Regions from separate parts of the Mus musculus genome. Here region 2 is linked to region 1. Evidence: chromatin loops called from intact Hi-C (ENCODE). Cell type or tissue: heart. All regions are shown on one strand. Links, peaks and the distances in the headings refer to the core of each region. The heading gives the core; the rest is flanking DNA.

Evidence for each region. Peaks named below come from ENCODE experiments on the same cell type or tissue, not always from the same donor. Only the 100,000 strongest peaks of a DNase experiment are listed, where the experiment ranks them.
Region 2: it touches region 1 in a loop (2.1-fold over the local background); 10 of 42 quality-filtered maps call a loop at or near these places.

The regions. Positions count from the first base shown.
Region 1 is chr1:173,938,163-173,948,491 of GRCm38, reverse strand. It overlaps Ifi203 (interferon activated gene 203), which reads left to right and starts at 6,000. Exons shown (of 10, transcript NM_001302649.1): 1 at 6,000-6,037; 2 at 6,198-6,262. In heart, for the core only: no CTCF peak of the experiment used is centred there; a DNase peak (open chromatin) is centred at 5,951.
Region 2 is chr1:173,796,510-173,806,838 of GRCm38, reverse strand. It overlaps the pseudogene Ifi203-ps. Among named protein-coding and RNA genes, the nearest start is that of Ifi204, 35 kb to the right of the region's middle. In heart, for the core only: no CTCF peak of the experiment used is centred there; DNase peaks (open chromatin) are centred at 3,778 and 3,998.

The sequences.
Region 1 (10,329 bases), core at 1,667-9,666:
CCTCACAAGAGAGAGCTATGCCAGAGTCCTGACAGCAAAATGTTTCTGGCATAGGCAATAGTGTCTGGGTTTGGTGGTTGTATATGGGATGGATCCCCAGGTGGGCAGTCTCTGGATGGTCTTTTCTTCTGTCTCAGCTCCAAACTTTGTCTCTGTAACTCCTTCCATGGGTATTTTGTTCCCCATTCTAAGAAGGAGAAAAGTATCCACACTTTGGTCTTCCTTCTTCTTGAGTTTCATGTGTTTTGTAAATTGTATCTTGGATATTCTAAGTTTCTGGGCTAATATCTGCTTATCAGTGAGTGCATATCATGTGTGTTTTTTGTGATTGGGTTACCTTACTTAGGATGATACCCTCCAGATGCATCCATTTGCCTAAGAATTTCATGAATTCATTGATTTTAATTGCTGAGTAGTACTCCATTGTGTAAATGTACCACGTTTTCTGTATCCATTCCTCTGTTGAGGGACATCTGGGTTCTTTCCAACTTCTGGCTATTATAAATAAGGCTGCTATGAACATAGTGGAGCATGTGTCAACAAGAGGCTTTTTAAGACTTATGTTATTATTTTAAATTATGTATGTATGTATGTATGTATGTGAGGTGTGGTATGTACACATTAATTCAAGTCCCCACAGAGCTGATGTTATGGGTAGTTGTGAGCCACCTGACTTGGATTCTAGGAACCAAAATGGAATTCTCTATAGGAGCAGTAGGTTTCTTCATGGCCCCTTATGAATTCCCTGACCTTTATGATTATTTGAAATAAAACACAATAATCTGAAGATTCAAAGCTGATATCTAACAATAAGAAGAAACATATAATTCTAGTCTTTCTGAGTCTGGGTTATCTCACTTATAATGATTGTTTCCAGATTAATCCATTTCTATACAAATTTCATCATTTATTATTTTCTTAACAACTGAATAATACTCTATTTGTAAATGTACTATATTCAATTATCCATTCATCATTTGATAGACACCTTGAATATTCCATTCCTGGATATTGTAAATAGAGCAGTAATAAAGATGGATGAAAGGGTATTTCATGAAAGGGCAAGATAACCTTTGGAGATAAATCCATTCATCAGGAATGACTTTCTAACATGGGATGGGTCTCAAGTTGGGCCAGTCATTGGTTGGCCCTTCCCTTAATCTCTCTTTCATTTTTACCCCTACACATCTTGTAGACAAGAAAAATTGTGGTTTGAAGGTATTGTAGCTGGATTTGTGGACTTCCATTGGAAGTCTTCTCTGGTTACTGGAGATGGCTGTTCACTACAATTTGATAAGCCAAGGATGGTTGACACCCACGAGAGAAAAAAAAGGAGAAGTAGAAGAACTAGAGGTAGAGAAGTGGTAAGGGAGAGACTAGGAAGAGAGGATGGATGGGAAGAAAGAATCAGGCTGTAAGGCAATTAAATAACTTAATAAGTAATACCTCCTATTAATGGTTATTAAGTAATTTGGATCAACACATTAGTAAGTATATTTGTCTTACTAATAACTTAGTATTTAGTTAGGACATTGAAAACATTTGTAATTTTATTTTTAACAACTACCATATAAACTAGGTAAATTTCCTACTATTCCTTAATATTAAAATAAATTAAAAACAAAAATTAATAAAATATAAAATTGGACACCAAGTTCGTTCTTCTTGACACAAATATGATATTCTGCTGTTGGTTTCTGTCAAAAAAATATATGTTGTGAATCAGAAATAATATATAATAATAAAAGTTCCATAAATATATGCTTTTTAAAAAAGGAGTTGGTTCTTTGAGAAAAATCAATGATTGTTAAGTCCTTAACCAAACTTTCCAAAGGCTGTGAGAGAGGATACAAACTAACAAAATTAGAGGCAAAGGGGGACAGAACAACAGACAGTGATGAAATCCAGAGACTTAAAAGGACATACTTTAAAATCTGTACTCCACCAAATTAGAAAAATCTAAAAGGAATGAATATTTTTCTTGATATATACCACCTACCAAAGTTAAATCAAGATCAGAAAAGCAATTTAAACAGATATATTCCCTTAGTATTAGAGAGGCAGTAATTAAGTCTCCTCAAAACAACAAAGCCCAAGCCCGGGTGGCTTTAATACAAAATTCTATTAGGTTTTTCAAAGAAAAATTAACACTCTTCAGATTATTTCAGAAAATAGAAACAGAATCAATATAGCCCAGTTCATTTTAAGAGACCACAGTTACTCTAATATTTAAACCACATAAAGACCCAGCAAAGAAATAGAATTACTTTCCAAATTCTGTCACGACTAGACCTACAAAAAAAAATCTCAATAAAATACTAGCAAACGAAATCTAAGAATACATAAAAAAGATCATGCACCATGGTCAAGAAGGTTGCGTGCCACAGACTCTGATTCAGGAGGTATACATATATATATATATGTATATGCCCGTAATTTCTTTGACAGAAGCACAATTCAGAGATATTTGACTCTACCTAGAGAAGAGATTCAACATATATAAATTTATAAAAGTGATCCACATTCAAACATAATGAAAGACAAAAACTACATGAATGTCTCATTAGGCAAAGGACAGTGTCAATAGGACAAAATGGCAACTAACAGGTTGGAAAAAGATCTTTACCAATCCTACATCCAATAGAGGGCTAATATTCAATATATAAAAAGAACTCAAGAAGTTAGGCTCCAGAGGATCAAATAATCCTATCAAAAATGGAGTACAAAGCTAACAAAGAATTCTCAACTAAGGAATATCGAATAGCCAAGAAGCACCTAAAGAAATGTTCAACATCCTTAGTCATCAGGGAAATGCAAATCAAAACAACCCTGTGATTACACCTCACACCAGTAAGAATGGCTAAGATCGAAAAACTCAGGTGACAGCAGATGCTGGCAAGGATGTGGAGAAAGAGGAACACTCCTCTGTTGTTGGTGGGATTGAAAGCTGGTACAACCATTGTGAAAATCAGTCTGGCAGTTCCTCAGAAAATTGGATGTAGTACTACCTGAGGACACAGCCATACCACTCCTGGGCATATACTCAAAGATGTTGCAACATATAACAAAGACACATCCTCTACTCTGTTCATATCAGCCTTATTTATAATAGCCAGAAGCTGGAAACAACTCAGATGCCCTCAGAAAAATGGATACAGAAAGTGTGCTCCATTTACATAATGGAGTACTACTCATCTATTAAAAACAACGACTTCATGAAATTCTTAGCAAATGGATGGAACTAGAAAATATCCTGAGTGAGATAACCCAGTCACAAAAGAACACACATGGTCTGCAGTCACTGATAAATGGATATTAGCCCAGAAGCTCAGGATACCCAAGATACAATTCACAGATCATATGAAGCTCAAGAAGAAGGAGGACCAAAGTGTGGATGCCTCAGTACTTTTTAGGAGGAGGAGCAAAGTACTCATGGGATAAGAGTGTGGAAGGGACTTGAGAGGACAAGAGGAAGAGGAGAGGGGAAGGGGGACAGGATCAGGTATGGGAGGAGAGAGGGATGATATACAAAGGAAAAGGAATTTGAACAGCGGTGTTTAGCAATGGGGGACAGGAAAGGCCATCAAGAGACTGCCCTACCTGGGGATCCATCCCATGTAAGACACCAAACCCAAACACTATTGTGGATGCCAAAGTGCTTGCTGACAGGAGGCTGGTATAGCTGTCTCCTGAGAGGCTCTGCCAGAGCTGACAAATACAGAGATGGATTCTCACAGCCAACCATTGGACTGAGCACAGGCACCCCAATGAAGGAAGTTCTGAAAGAGGTGAAGTATTTTCCAACCCCATGGGAACAACAACAATATCAACCAACCAGATCCCCTCTGGCTACCAGGGACTAAACCACCAACCAAAAAAGTACACATGGGGGGACCCATGGCTCCAGCTGCATATGTAGCAGAGGATGGCCTTTGTTGGGCATCAATGGGAAGAGAGGCTCTTGGTCCTGTGAAGGGTTGATGCCCCAGTGTAGGGGAATGCCAGGGCGAGGAGGCAGGAGTGTGTGGGTGAGAGCACCCTCATAGAAGCAGAGAGAGTCAAGTTAGGGATAGATAGGGAGTTTCTCAAGGGGAAACCGGAAAAGGGGATAACATTTGAAATGTAAATAAATAAAAATCCAATTTAACTTTATATGCCTCAGTACAGGGGAATGGCAGGGCCAAGAAGTGGGAGTAGGTGGGTAAAAGAGTGGGTGGGGGAGGGTATGGGGGACTTTTGGAATAGCATTGGAAATGTAAATGAAGAAAATACCTAATAAAAAATGACAAACATGTCAAGAATAAAAATAAGTAAACAATCCTATTTTTAAAATCCTAAAAACATACAATATTTTGGAATGAAAGTAACCAAAGAAGGAAAAGATTTGCACAATGAAAACTTTAAAACAATAAAAGAACTTGAAGAAGTTAAAAGAAGACAAGAGGCTTTCCAATTTCATGGGTTTCCAAGAGCTGCCAAACACCAGCACTTGGAAAGCAAACCTCGATGATTTTCTACCCAAGTAAATCTGTGGACCCTGCCAGATGAGTGATGGTATCCCTGGAATCGCACTGTTTTTATATTGACTTTAAAGCTTCCTATAAAGCATCCAGTAGTAGTTGGTGTCCTTTTCCCCCATGTCTCACTATAACAGTAGTACAGACACCATCCACTATCCTACAAAGGAAGAAACAGTCAGTCAAACACTGCTTTAAGCTCTGAAGCTACCAGATGTTCAGCTTTTTTCCTTGAGTTTCCAAGGCTTCATCTGCTGGCACTACATAGCCCACAATCTGCTGTCTTTTCCCATTAAAAATCTCTCAGGGGTCATTTTCTTAATCACTTATAGAGGACAGTGAAGCTATAGTACAGAGGGCAGTTACTGCCCAATTACTTTTTTTTTTTTAAGCTGAGGTTGCAGTTGTATGTTTCTCATAACACTATGCTCTGGGAAAATATGGCCTAGGAACCACTAATGAATGAATGGATGCTTTGGAAAGTGCTTAAACCAAAAGTGATCCATCACAGATATTTCCCTATTCAGGAAATGTTCAAGCAAGTACTGTTGTGGTCTGCAGATCACAGCACAAAGCACCCAGAAACGGATCTCAGTTAAACAGGGCTGGTTTATTGAACACACACCCTAAGACTGATTGAACAGGGGCTCAGCTCAGATACAAGAGCTATTTTCCAGGGTCAGTTTATATAGGCAGAAAATCATAATGAGCTCATAAGCGGGTGAGGGGAGGGCTGTAGGGTGGTCAACCTTTTTCCAAGTCTTTTTTTTTTCAAGCTGTCCTCTATCTTTCTTTGCTCTGAGTGAAGGCTATGGATTGGTAATTTCTGATGATGATGACGACTATTTAAGCCTCAGAATATGGTCAACTTGACCTTTCTTTCAGTCAAACTTTTTCTTTTAATTTTAAAATGTTTTTATCTTCTTTTTTCTTTTTCTTTTTATTAGATGTTTTCTTTATTTACATTTAGGATGTTATCCCCTTTCCTGGTTTCCCCACTGAAGACTCCCTATCCCCTCCTCCCTCCATCTGCTCATCAACCAACCCACACTGGCTTCCTGGCCCTGGCATTCCCCATTACTGGCTGTGCCTACAGTCAAGCTGCTTTTGTGTCAAACAAGCTGGCAGGCATGAAACAAAAGTATTACAGCTAAGGTAGCAGGCTTCATCAATTCCAAGGAACAACAGACTCTGAGGAGCTCCCCTCTGACCACTTTCATATTGAACAAACAAAGAAGGGTGAGGTGGCTGAGTGACTCGCTTGTATCTCCTTGTGATTCATCTTCTTTCAGATGAGAGTGATTCCTAGTGACCCACTTGTAAGTCTACTAGACATAAAACATGCAGTGTTGCAATTTCTCTCTCTCCTGTGTGTGTGTGTGTGTATGCTTCTTTCTAGAAATTACATTAATAACAGGAAATAAAGTGCTCTATTTTAAGAGCTGGGGAAATCGAAAGCTATGAACAGTGCTGGGAGGAGCCCAATTTCATCTTAAGTCTCCCCAGGAAGACAGCACACTGTAAGACATCCAGCCCTGCTCAAGCTAGGAACTTACTTTAACCAGTTCTCTTGCCCCCCTCCCTGTTATTTTGTAAATACTACATTTTCTCAGCATTTAATGAGATTGCAATGCATTCTGGTGTACTTTTTTGAGTCATTTCTCTTTCTACTCAAAACAGAGAAACCCCATTTCCTGACTTGCTGAAGATTTATCATCTGAACATTGCTGAGAAATTTCACTGAGGTAAGTCTCTCCCCTTTTATATATAGAAGAGATAGCTCCATGAAACCCACAAGAACATAGGGGATCAGTGTGGTTCTTCCCAGTGGCTGGTGGGGAGAGCACAGATTGTTCAGCTGCCAGCAGGGCAGTGAACCTGCTGCAACAGGTTCTGATACCACATTCAGGAAGATGACAGCATCTTTCTTTCTCCATCCCTCGAGCTTGTGGTAAGAAAACATGAGCTTTGATTAGTGCAGGTTATAAAATTAGCTTCCTAAGTATAAAGTCAATAAATGGAAAACAAGAAGGCTTCAGTAGCCTGGGCTGGGCGGTGCACGGGAATCTGGTGGCTGGACTGAGTAAAAGACAGGTTAGTGATATAAAAATTTACTGTGATATAATATTCAGTGAAAACATGCATTTGAACAATGAGCTTCATCATCTGGTCTTATTTTAATATTAGACAGCATGAGAACTAGTGGACATGTGCAGTAAAACTTTCCTAAGAATCACAAATACAGTTATTCAAATACTTCCTGTTTCAATATGCATATGTAACTCTTTCTTTCTCTCCCCTTCAAAAAAGGGAGTAAGAATAGTATTTAGTCACTGAGAGAAACTTTTTGTCATCATGAAAGTTATTCTTTGTGATAGGCTAAATTTTATTTATTTTTGTTTTTATTTTGTTGTCATAAAATATAGGGACTATGAAGGTCAGTTAAATACAATCATTTCTGTTGTCTATTTTGTCTACTTTTAGGATATTTTAAAGGCTTTCTGTATCCTCTGGCATAGGACTCCGTGTGTACTCAAACTTTGTAATTTAAATGTCAATTTGAGATTTGTACCTGGATTAGACCTATCTTGCTAAGTTTCTCAGTTATCCTGCTCAAACTTTCCAAATTTTTCCAGATCTTTTTACCCTACTAACTTAGTAATGACTACACTGTCATATTAACTGTAAACCTGTGGGTTCTCCTTTTTATCTTTTTAAAAAATTTACAGATTTGTGTGCTCTCACAGATATTGAATGTATGTGATGTATATGTATGTGCATGGATACGTGTACTTGTGTGAAGATATATTCATGTTTCAATAGAGCTGTGAAATAATGACGAAGAACATGCACTATTATTAACTGATAAATCCATAGTTAAAACTACGTTCTTCTAAGATGGGAGAGTTTATCTTTCTGTGGTATTTAATAATAGTTTTGCCTTCGGTTCTATTAAAGCTCCACTAATGTAGATAAATAGGATGTTCTTTAGTTTCTAGAGAATTTAATTTTAGATTTCTCCACTGTTGGGGAATCTTTTATGAACAACCTATAGGTAAATTTCTTAAATAACAATTGGCAGACCTTGTCATTGGACTGGTTAGGTCCCCCCGGGTAGAGTGGCAATCAGCAGAGTTTTGTTTTGCTTCTGCTACTGTTATTTCACCTGTGATGTTCTTTATGTTCTCTTCCATCTGTCCGTCAACGTTGGTGATGTACTTCCTTTTAGGTGCACCTACTCAAGTTTGAAATTTTCATTATAGGAGAACCGTATTTTCTTTGATAAGTGCATTTTGCTTATATTCACCCTCTACCCCCTTCCATAATCCCTTCCAGGGACATACTGTCTACCCTACCCACTAAACTCGGTATTTCCTTTTGTTTTTTAAACCCATCAAGGACAGTTTCTGTTCAACCAAATAGAGGCCTCATATGCCTTTAATAAGAATGGTTCTTTTTTTCCTCAGCAGCTATCAAGTGTCAAAACTTCCTTAGCTCGTTATGGGACTTAGTGTCCAATGCCCACTCCCCTCCTAACTTCCTTCTGTGATTTTTGTCTTGCATAAACGTGCACAAGGCTCAGGATGCTTCACAACTGTTTTGAGCTCACATGTGCTACTTCCCAGTGGAGTTTGGCAAACACTGTGCCCCTGTAGTCATCTGCCACCCCTGACTACTAGAATTTTTCTTCCCCCTCTTTATAAAGTATTTCTGAGCAGAAGGGTAAGATTGCTGATTGTGTTCCTCTGCATAGTGTGCACAACAAAGTGTGCATAGTTAGAATGTAGCTTCTGGGTCAGTTAAACTGATTTTCCTGTATTCTATGACTCAAGGATGTGACATCTATATCGTTATGGAAGATTTTGGGATATATATATATATATATATATATATATATATATATATATATATATATAGTAACCTATATAGATAAAAGTATAAATTTAATTTCTATTGCTTACATATCATTTTTGTGTGAAATAGTTGTGGTCCTATTCTTGATACATTCTCAGAAGGATAGTGATTAATCCCTAACTCTTAACTCTTGGAAAAAAGTTTCTATTCTCTCTGGCAGGTTCTACATGTACTTTTACCTCCAAGGGAATGGGAGATTTAGATTCCTTTGTTGATTTTCTGGCATTGGGGGAAAGTCTGACCTTTTATGCCCTTTATTTCTTTGTTATTTGTTCTATAAATTGGTACTGTCATTTTTTAAAAGAAACTGTCTCCTAAGTTCTTGGAATATAGTTATATCTTTTGTAGAACAGTTCAGTAAGCCAGGGTCATTAACTTTATTGAATTCCTGATGCTTGCTCAGGATGACTGTAGAGGCAGCAAGAGAGAGCCAGGGGAAACAGTTTTTTGTTTTAAGAAAAAGTTCCAGGCTCATCATAAATTCAGCTGTAACCATGACTGACAAAGTGAAACTAAACCTTACCATACTGCCAAAGCCAGGAGGAACTGAAGCATAGGAGCTCCCTAGGATTGGAGCAGGAGTCCATAGTAGGTACAGTAAATCCAAAGGTCCTTGTCAATGGAACTGAATCTATCTGGGCCTTGCCATAAGAAGCTCTAGTCACAAAACAAAACCATTGCACCATTCCCAGGGTTTGCAGCATGGCTTCTGATGTGTGTGTATACATACTTATATGTGTGTATACATATATACACATATATACATATATGTATATATACATTAATGTGTATATAAATATATAAGGAATCTTCTACAGTAGTAGATTTTGGTATGAACTTTTTTGAAATGTAAATAGTGTTAGTTACCCCTCCCTCCATTCCTTCCACTACCCTGCTCTTCCATTCTCCACCTGATTTAACTCTTAGATTTTCAAAGTTTATGAATGTATCCAGAGAAAGAAATGTGAGAATGGCTTTCCAAGCAATGAAAAAGAAATCAACTACATCATAAATATTGACAGTGGAAGGAATGCTGTATATTTTGAAACATATGATCTCAGGAATAAAAATAAACATAAATAGATTATTGAAGGGCTTCCAATATATTTCAGGATGAAGGGATATTTTTAATAAATTAAGAAATTATTAAACATTTTGAGAGGATTTAAAGATAGTAGGTAGAAAATAGTGACTATGTACAAGTAAGACTCACTAAGGCAAAGCTTGAAAGGATACAATCAAGAAACTATTGACGCTGGGCAGTGGTAGAGCATGCCTTTAATCCCAGCACTTGGGAGGCAGACACAGGCAGATTTCTGAGTTAAAGGCCAGCCTAGTCTACAGAGTGAGTTTCAGGACAGCCAGGGCTACACAGAGAAACCCTGTCTCAAAAAAAAAAAAAAAGAAAGAAAGAAAGAAAGAAAGAAAGAAAGAAAGAAAGAAAGAAAGAAAGAAAGAAAGAAAGAGGAAAGAAAAAAAGAAACTGTTGACATAATTCCATCAAGTGAACTCTACAGCTAGACTCTGAAAAGTATGTAGATGGTTGGGAAATTGATAGTTTTATGAGCAGAAAGGATCCATCAAATGCAATCCAACTCCAGGTGAGACAGAATTCTAAAGAGAGGTGTTTGGGGCAAAGCCTAATAGACAAGGGTCAGTGCCTTAGCATAGCATAGGCCATGAGACTTCAGCCATTGTTCATTCAGGTGCTTCAACACCAATAAAGAATGAAAGAAGTATTTTAGCACTTATAACCTGTACTTTAAACACTACAATTACTGATTCAACCCTTTCCCCTACCACAACTGCCAGTGACCTAAATCACTTAATAGTTAAGGGGGAGATTTTTCCTAGACTTGTTTATTAATACAGAAGTTCTACATATATTTTGTACAGT
Region 2 (10,329 bases), core at 806-8,805, 140 kb after region 1:
ACAAACTAACAAAATTAGAGGCAAAGGGGGACAGAACAACAGACAGTGATGAAATCCAGAGACTTAAAAGGACCTACTTTAAAATCTGTACTCCACCAAATTGGAAAAATCTAAAAGGAATGAATATTTTTCTTGATATATACCACCTACCAAAGTTAAATCACGATCAGAAAAGCAATTTAAACAGATATATTCCCTTAGTATTAGAGAGGCAGTAATTAAGTCTCCTAAAAACAACAAAGCCCAAGCCCGGGTGGCTTTAATACAAAATTCTATTAGGTTTTCAAAGAAAAATTAACACTCTTCAGATTATTTCAGAAAATAGAAACAGAATTAATATAGCCCAGTTCATTTTAAGAGACCACAGTTACTCTAATATTTAAACCACATAAAGACCCAGCAAAGAAATAGAATTACTTTCCAAATTCTGTCACGACTAGACCTACAAAAAAAAATCTCAATAAAATACTAGCAAACGAAATCTAAGAATACATAAAAAAGATCATGCACCATGGTCAAGAAGGCTTCGTGCCACAGACTCTGATTCAGGGGGTATATATATATATATATATATATATATATATATATATATATATATATATATATATATATATATACCCGTAATTTCTTTGACAGAAGCACAATTCAGAGATATTTGACTCTGCCTAGAGAAGAGATTCAACATATATAAATTTATAAAAGTGATCCACATTCAAACATAATGAAAGACAAAAACTACATTAATGTCTCATTTGGCAAAGGACAGTGTCAATAGGACAAAATGGCAACCAACAGGTTGGAAAAATACCTTTACCAATCCTACATACAATAGAGGGCTAATATTCAATATATAAAAAGAACTCAAGAAGTTAGGCTCCAGAGGATCAAATAATCCTATCAAAAATGGAGTACAAAGCTAACAAAGAATTCTCAACTAAGGAATATCGAATAGCCAAGAAGCACCTAAAGAAATGTTCAACATCCTTAGTCATCAGGGAAATGCAAATCAAAACAACCCTGTGATTACACCTCACACCAGTAAGAATGGCTAAGATCGAAAAACTCAGGTGACAGCAGATGCTGGCAAGGATGTGGAGAAAGAGGAATACTCCTCTGTTGTTGGAGGGATTGAAAGCTGGTACAACCACTGTGAAAATCAGTCTGGCAGTTCCTCAGAAAATAGGATGTAGTACTACCTGAGGTCACAGCCATACCACTCCTGGGGATATACTCAAAGATGTTGCAACATATAACAAAGACACATCCTCTACTCTGTTCATATCAGTCTTATTTATAATAGCCAGAAGCTGGAAACAACTCAGATGCCCTCAGAAAAATGGATACAGAAAGTGTGCTCCATTTACATAATGGAGTACTACTCAGCTATTAAAAACAATGACTTCATGAAATTCTTAGCAAATGGATGGAACTAGAAAATATCCTGAGTGAGATAACCCAGTCACAAATGAACACACATGGTATGCAATCACTGATAAGTGGATATTAGCCCAGAAGTTCAGGATACCCGAGATACAATTCACAGATCATATAAAGCTCAAGAAGAAGGAGGACCAAAGTGTGGATGCCTCAGTACTTTTTAGGAGGAGGAGCAAAATACTCATGGGAGAAGAGTGTGGAAGGGACTTGAGAGGAAGAGAGGAAGAGGAGAGGGGAAGGGGGACAGGATCAGGTATGGGAGGAGAGAGGGATGATATACAGAGGAAAAGGAATTTGAACAGCGGTGTTTAGCAATGGAGGACAGGAAAGGCCATCAAGAGACTGCCCTACCTGGGGATCCATCCCATGTAAGACACCAAACCCAAACACTATTGTGGATGCCAAAGTGCTTGCTGACAGGAACCTGGTATAGCCATCTCCTGAGAGGCTCTGCCAGAGCTGACAAATACAGAGATGGATTCTCACAGCCAACCATTGGACTGAGCACAGGGACCCCAATGAAGGAGTTATAGGAAGTACTGAAAGAGGTGAAGTATTTTCCAACCCCATGGGAACAACAATATCAACCAACCAGATCCCCTCTGGCTACCAGGGACTAAACCACCAACCAAAAAAAGTACACATGGAGGGACCCATGGCTCCAGCTGCATATGTAGGAGAGGATGGCCTTTGTTGGGCATCAATGAGAAGAGAGGCTCTTGGTCCTGTGAAGGCTTGATGCCCCAGGGTAGGGGAATGCCAGGGCGAGGAGGCAGGAGTGTGTGGGTGAGAGCACCCTCATAGAAGCAGAGAGAGTCAAGTCAGGGATGGATAGCGAGTTTCTCAAGGGGAAACCGGAAAAGGGGATAACATTTGAAATGTAAATAAATAAAAATCCAATTTAACTTTATATGCCTCAGTACAGGGGAATGGCAGGGCCAAGAAGTGGGAGTGGGTGGGTAGAGGAGTGGGTGGGGGGGAGGGTATGGGGGACTTTTGGGATAGCATTGGAAATATAAATGAAGAAAATACCTAATAAAAATAAAGAATAAAAATAAATAAACAATCCTATTTTTAAAATCCTAAAAACATACAATATCTTGGAATGAAAGTAACCAAAGAAGGAAAAGATTTGCACAATGAAAACTTTAAAACAATAAAAGAACTTGAAGAAGTTAAAAGAAGATAAGACGCTTTCCAATTTCATGGGTTTCCAAGAGCTGCCAAACACCAGCACTTGGAAAGCAAACCTCGATGATTTTCTACCCAGGTAAATCTGTGGACCCTGCCAGATGAATGATGGTATCCCTGGAATCGCACTGTTTCTATATTGGCTTTAAAGCTTCCTATAAAGCATTTCCCCATGTCTGACTATAACAATAGTACAGACACCATCCACTATCCTACAAAGGAAGAAACAGTCAGTCAAACACTGCTTTAAGCTCTGAAGCTACCAGATGTTCAGCTTTTTTCCTTGAGTTTCCAAGGCTTCATCTGCTGGCACTACATAGCCCACAATCTGCTGTCATTTCCCATTAAAAATCTCTCAGGGGTCATTTTCTTAAACAGTTATAGAAGACAGTGAAGCCATAGTACAGAGGGCAGTTACGCCCAATTACTTTTTTTTTAAGCTGAGGTTGAAGTTGTATGTTTCTTATAACACTATGCTCTGGGGAAATATGGCCTAGGAACCACTAATGAATGAATGGATGCTTTGGAAATTGCTTAAACCAAAAGTGATTCATCACAGATATTTCCCTATTCAGGAAATGTTCAAGCAAGTACTGTTGTGGTCCGCAGATCACAGCACAAAGCACTCAGAAACTGATCTCAGTTAAACAAGGCTGGTTTATTGAACACACACCCCAAGACTGATTGAACAGGGCTCAGCTCAGATACAAGAGTTATTTTCCAGGGTCAGTTTATATGAGTGAAGGCTACAGATTGGGAATTTGATGATGACGACGACTATTTAAGCCTCAGAATATGGTCAACTTGACCTTTCTTTCAGTCAAACTTTTTTTGAAAATGATTTTATCTTCTTTTTTTTTTCATTTTATTAGATGTTTTCTTTATTTACATTTCGGATGTTATCCCCTTTCCTGGTTTCCCCACTGAAGACTCCCTATCCCCTCCTCCCTCCATCTGCTCACCAACCAACCCACACTGGCTTCCTGGCCCTGGCATTCCCCTATACTGGCTGTGCCTACAGTCAAGCTGCTTTTGTGTCAAACAAGCTGGCAGGCATGAAACAAAAGTATTACAGCTGAGGTAGCAGGCTTCATCAAATCCAAGGAACAACAGACTCTCAGGCGCTCCCCTCTGACCACTTTCATACTGAACAAACAAAGAAGGGTGAGGTGGCTGAGTGACTCGCTTGTATCTCCTTGTGATTCATCTTCTTTCAGATGAGAGTGATTCCTAGTGACCCACTTGTAAGTCTACTAGACATAAAACATGCAGTGTTGCAATTTCTCTCTCTCCTGTGTGTGTGTGTTTGTGTGTGTGTGTGTGTGTGTGTGTGAGTGTGTGTGTGTGTGTGTGTGTGTATGCTTCTTTCTGGAAATTACATTAATAACAGGAAATAAAGTGCTCTATTTTAAGAGCTGGGGAAATGGAAAGCTATGAACAGTGCTGGGAGGAGCCCAGTTTCATCTTGTTTCCCAGGAAGACAGCACACTGTAAAACATCCAGCCCTGCTCAAGCTAGGAACTTACTTTAACCAGTTCTCTTGTTCCCCCCCCCCCGTTATTTTGTAAATACTACATTTTCTCAGCATTTAATAAGATTGCAATGCATTCTGGTGTACTTTTTTGAGTCATTTCTCTTTCTACTCAAAACAGAGAAACTGCATTTCCTGACTTGAAGATTTATAATCTGAACATTGTTGAGAAATTTCCACGGAGGTAAGTCTCTCCCCTTTTATATATAGAAGAGATAGCTCCATGAAACCCACAAGAACATAGGGGATCAGTGTGGTTCTTCCCAGTGGCTGGTGGGGTGAGCACAGATCGTTCAGCTGCCAGCAGGGCAGTGAACCTGCTGCAACAGGTTCTGATACCTCATTCAGGAAGATGACAGCATCTTTCTTTCTCCATGCTTCGAGCTTGAGGTAAGAAAACATGAGCTTTGATTAGTGCAGGTTATAAAATTAGCTTCCTAAGTATAAGTGTCAATGAATGGAAAACAAGAAGGCTTCAGTAGCCTGGGCTGGGCGGTGCAAGGGAATCTGGTGGCTGGACTGAGTAAAAGACAGTTTAGTGATATAAAAAATTACTGTGATATAATATTCAGTGAAATCATGCATTTGAATAAGGAGCTTCATCATCTGGTCTTATTTTAATATTAGACAGCATGAGAACTAGTGGACATGTGCAGTACAACGTTCCTAAGAATCACAAATACAGTTATTCAAATACTTCCTGTTTCAATATGCATATGTAACTCTTTCTTTCTCTCCCCTTCAAAAAAGGGAGTAAGAATAGTATTTAGTCACTGAGAGAAACTTTTTGTCATCATGAAAGTTATTCTTTGTGATAGGCTAAATTTTATTTATTTTTGTTTTTATTTTGTTGTCATAAAATATAGGGACTATGAAGGTCAGTTAAATACAATCATTTCTGTTGTCTATTTTGTCTACTTTTAGGATATTTTAAAGGCTTTCTGTATCCTCTGGCATAGGACTCCGTGTGTACTCAAACTTTGTAATTTAAATGTCAATTTGAGATTTGTACCTGGATTAGACCTATGTTGCTAAGTTTATCAGTTATCCTGCTCAAACTTTCCAGATTTTTCCAGATCTTTTTACCCTACTAACTCAGTAATGACTACACTGTCATATTAACTGTAAACCTGTGGGTTCTCCTTTTTATCTTTTTTAAAAAATTACAGATTTGTGTGCTCTCACAGATATTGAATGTATGTGATGTATATGTATGTGCATGGATACGTGTACTTGTGTGAAGATATATTCCATGTTTCAGTAGAGCTGTGAAATAATGACGAAGAACATGCACTATTATTAACTGAAAAATCCATAGTTAAAACTACCTTCTTCTAAGATGGGAGGGTTTATCTTTCTATGGTATTTAATAATAGTTTTGCCTTCGGTACTATTAAAGCTCCACTAATGTAGATAAATAGGATGTTCTTTAGTTTCTAGTGAATTTAATTTTAGATTTCTCTACTGTTGGGGAATCTTTTATAAACAACCTATAGGTAAATTTCTTAAATAACAATTGGCAGACCTTGTCATTGGACTGGTTAGCGCTCCCAGGGTAGAGTGGCAATCAGCAGAGTTTTGTTTTGCTTCTGCTACTGTTGTTTCACCCAGGATGTTCTTTATATTCTCTTCCGTCTGTCCCTCAACCTTGGTAATGTACTTCCTTTTAGGTGCACCTACTCAAGTTTGAAATTTTCATTATAGAAGAACTGTATTTTCTTTGATAAGTGCATTTTGCTTATATTCACCCTCTTCCCCCTTCCATAATCCCTTCCAGGGATATACTGCCTCCCCTACCCACCCAACTTGGTATTTCCTTTTATTTTTGAAACCCATCAAGGACATTTTCTGTTCAACCAACCAGGGGCCTCATATGCCTTTAATAAGAATGATTCTTCCTTTCTCAGCAGCTATCAAGTGTCAAAATTTCCTTAGCTGGTTATGTGACTTAGTGTCCAATGCCCCCTCCCCTCCTCACTTCATTCTGTGATTTTTGTCTGGTATAAAGGTGCACAAGGCTCCTGATGTGTCACAACTGTGTTGAGTTCAGATGTGCTACTTCCCAGCGGAGTTTGGCAAACACTGTGCCCCTGTAGTCATCTGCCACCCCTGACTACTAGAATTTTTCTTCCCCCTCTTTATAAAGTATTTCTGACCAGAAGGGTAAGATTGCTGATTGTGTTTCTCTACATAGTGTGCACAACAAAGTGTGCATAGTTAGAATGTAGCTTCTGGGTCAATATAAGCTGATTTTCCTGTATTCTATGACTCAAGGATGTGGCGTTGATATCAAGTTATGGAAGGATACTAAAAGCATTATAAGATTTTGGGGGATAATATATATATATTATATATATAATGTAACCTATATAGATAAAGGTAGAAATTTAATTTCTATTGCTTACATATCATTTTTGTGTGAAATAGTTGTGATCCTATTCTTGATACATTCTCAGAAGGATAGTGATTAATACCTAACTTTTTACTCTTGGAAAAAAGTTTCTATCCTCTCTGGCAGTTTCTACACGTACTTTTACCTCCAAGGAAATGGGAGATTTAGATTGCTTTGTTGATTTTCTGGCATTGGGGGAACGTCTGACCTTTTATGCCCTTTACGACTTCGTTATTTGTTCTATAAATTGGTACTGTCATTTTTTTAAAGAAACTGTCTCCTAAGTTCTTGGAATATAGTTATATCTTTTGTAGAACAGTTCAGTAAGCCAGGATTATTAACTTTAGTGATTCCTGATGCTTGCTCAGGATGACTATAGAGGCAGCCAGAGAGAGCCAGGAGAAACAGTTCTTTGTTTTAAGAAAAAGTTCCAGGCTCATCATAAATTCAGCTGTAACCCTGACTAACAAAGTGGCATTAAAACTTACCATACTGCCAAAGCCAGGAGGAACTGAAGGATAGGAGCTCCCTAGGATTGGAGCAGGAGTCCACAGTAGGTCCAGTAAATCCAAAGGTCCTTGTCAATGGGACGGAATCTATCTATTGTATTGCCATAAGAAGCTCTAGTCACAAAACAAAACCATTGCACCATTCCCAGGGTTTGTAGCATGGCTTCTGTTGTGTGTGTGTGTGTGTATACATACATATATGTGTGTTTACATCTATACACATATATGCATATATGTATATATACATTAATGTGTATATAAATATATAAGGAGTCTTCTACAGTAGTAGATTTTGGTATGAATTTTTTGAAATGTAATTAGTGTTAGTTACCCCTCCTTCCATTCCTTCCACTCCCCTGCTCTTCCATTCTCCACCTGATTTAACTCTTAAATTTTCAAAGTTTATGAAAGTATCCAGAGAAAAAAATGTGAGAATGGCTTTCCAAGCAATGAAAAAGAAATCAGCTACATCATAAATATTGATAGTAGAAGGAATGCTATATATTTTGAAACATGTGATCTCAGGAATAAAAATAAACATAAACAGATTATTGAAGGGCTTCCAATATATTTTAGGATGAAGGGATATTTTTAATAAATTAAGAAATTATTAAAAATTTTGAGAGGATTTAAAGATAGTAGGTAGAAAATAGTGACTATATACAAGTAAGACTCACTAAGGCAAAGCTTGAAAGGATAAAATCAAGAATCTATTGAAGCTGGGTGGTGGTGAAGCATGCCTTTAATCCCAGCACTTGGGAGGCAGAGGCAGGCAGATTTCTGAGTTCAAGACCAGCCTGGTCTACAGAGTGAGTTCCAGGACAGCCAGGGCTACACAGAGAAACCCTGTCCAAAAAAAAAAAAAAAAAGAAGAAGAAGAAAGAAAGAAAGAAAGAAACTGTTGACATAATTCCATCAAGTGAACTCTACAGCTAGACTCTGAAAAGTATGTAGATGGTTGGGAAATTGATAGTTCTATAAGCAGAAAGGATCCATCAAATACAATCCAACTCCAGGGGAGACAGAATTCTAAAGAGAGGTGTTTGGGGCAAAGCCTAATAGACAAGGGTCAGTGCCTTAGCATAGCATAGGCCATGAGACGTCAGCCATTGTTCATTCAGGTGCTTCAACACCAATAAATAATGAGAAAAGTATTTTAGCACTTATAACCCATACTTTAAACACTACAATTTCTGATTCAACCCTTTCCCCTACCACAACTGCCAGTGACCTAAATCACTTAATATTTAAGGGGAGATTTTTCCTAGACTTGTTTATTAATACAGAAGTTCTATATATATTTTGTACAGTGGTGCACCTTGTCTTTAACTCTCTTTATCACACACAATTATACACTACATTATTAATGGTTGTTCACTCACATGGGAATATCCTGCCTCGAAAAATGTCTGAATATGTTTGTAATCCTGTGTCTTTAATTTTTATTTTTTTTTTAGGTTTTCTTCTTTGATTTTTTTTTTTAGGTTCATCTATAATTTGAGAGACGATGGCTGAATACAAGAAAATTGTTCTTCTAGAAGGCTTAGAGAACATGGGGGACTATCAGTTTAGGACAGTCAAATCCTTACTAAGAAAAGAACTAAAACTTACTAAAAAATTGCAAGAAGATTATGACAGGATTCAGCTGGCAGACTGGATGGAGGACAAGTTCCCCAAAGAAGCTGGACTAGACAAACTGATAAAAGTGTGTGAGCACATAAAAGATCTTAAAGACCTTGCTAAAAAACTTAAAACAAAGAAGGCAAAAGGTAACAGGGGGCACCCTGCGTGAGCACTCACCCTTTCTCCACACTTCCCAAACTTGCTAGCTCCCTGCGTGATCACAGCTGGTCTGCCCCATTTCCATTGGGAACTATAGGGGTTGAAACATTTGGAATATATACAAATTTGATATAAAATTTGCTGATTTTGAGAAATCCTTTCTTACAAATAAATTTGACATATTTCAGAATAGACATCCTTTGTATTGGAGGTAAATAAAATAAGGAGCAGTTTTGAGATAGAGTAGAACACGGTAGAAAAACTAGAAAATAAGGTAAAATTTGAACAAAGGCATTTAAATAAAATAAATGTAATACTCAGTTAACAATCTTACACTTTCTCTAATATCTTTTCTGATAAGAAATATGATCTAATATTTACGTGGAAGCCTGCATCTTAGAGATGTTAGGTTAGATCTTAGTTAAGACGTTTCTCACTAGAAAGTCACTGGGTTTAAAATATAAAAAATATACTGGTATAAAACTCTGGACCATAGCAGTTAGCATAAGGATGATCAGGCAGGGAGACCCACATTTTGAGAACACCCAAGTTACACAGAAAAATGTATACCCAACAAATAAGAAATCCAAATCCAATGTCACCACTTTGATACATCAAATATCAAGTCAGTCTTTCTTTCTCTTTGTATATGGTTTTGAATGATTTTCCTCAGAAGGTTACCTACTGTTATTACAGTCTGTGGTATAAGAGGGTTCAGTTGATATAAAAAGAAGTTCCCAGGATGGAGAGACTATGTCTGCTATATCTGGGAAGAGCAAAGACTCCCCTCAGGCAAACTGCATGCCTGACTTGGTTCTCTGAGCTACCTATGGCCAGGAAGAGGCCATGCAGTAGAAGAAAATAAACACACAGACATATGAAGAGACCAAAAAATTCTTGAAATCCTTGTCTTTCTATAAAATCATTAATGAACATGGAATGGAATATCAATTTCCTTTTATTTGAGGAAAAGAAAGAAAATAACTAATTCTGAATGAGCTACAGCTATCATCCCCATTTCCCTGGGTTTGGTGTGTTTTCTTTACCCCTGCAGTTCAAAAGAAAAAGAAAGGAAAATGCAGAACAGCCATTAAAAAAAGAAGGCAAGATGAACTCAGTTCCTCCGAATCTCTTTTCATCAATAAAGAATCATACAAGAGTGTACTGTCTTCAAAGGTAAATTGGCTACTCTCCCACCAACAGTTTTCTACTCATGTTCTTCTCCTTGTTAATTCTTTAAGAAGATTTAATACTCTATCTAGTCTGAGACCATAGTGAGAAGAGGGTTCAAGTCAATATATATATATATATATATATATATATATATAGTAACCTGTCGCTCATTTGGTTTCAGATTTACTATGTGGTCTAATTTGCACAGTATAAGCCTCAGTGATGCAGACATCAAATCATTACACAGATTTTCAAAGACAATTACTGTAAAGTGTCTGTTTGGGATGTGGTTTCTAAAATGACAAAACCTAAAT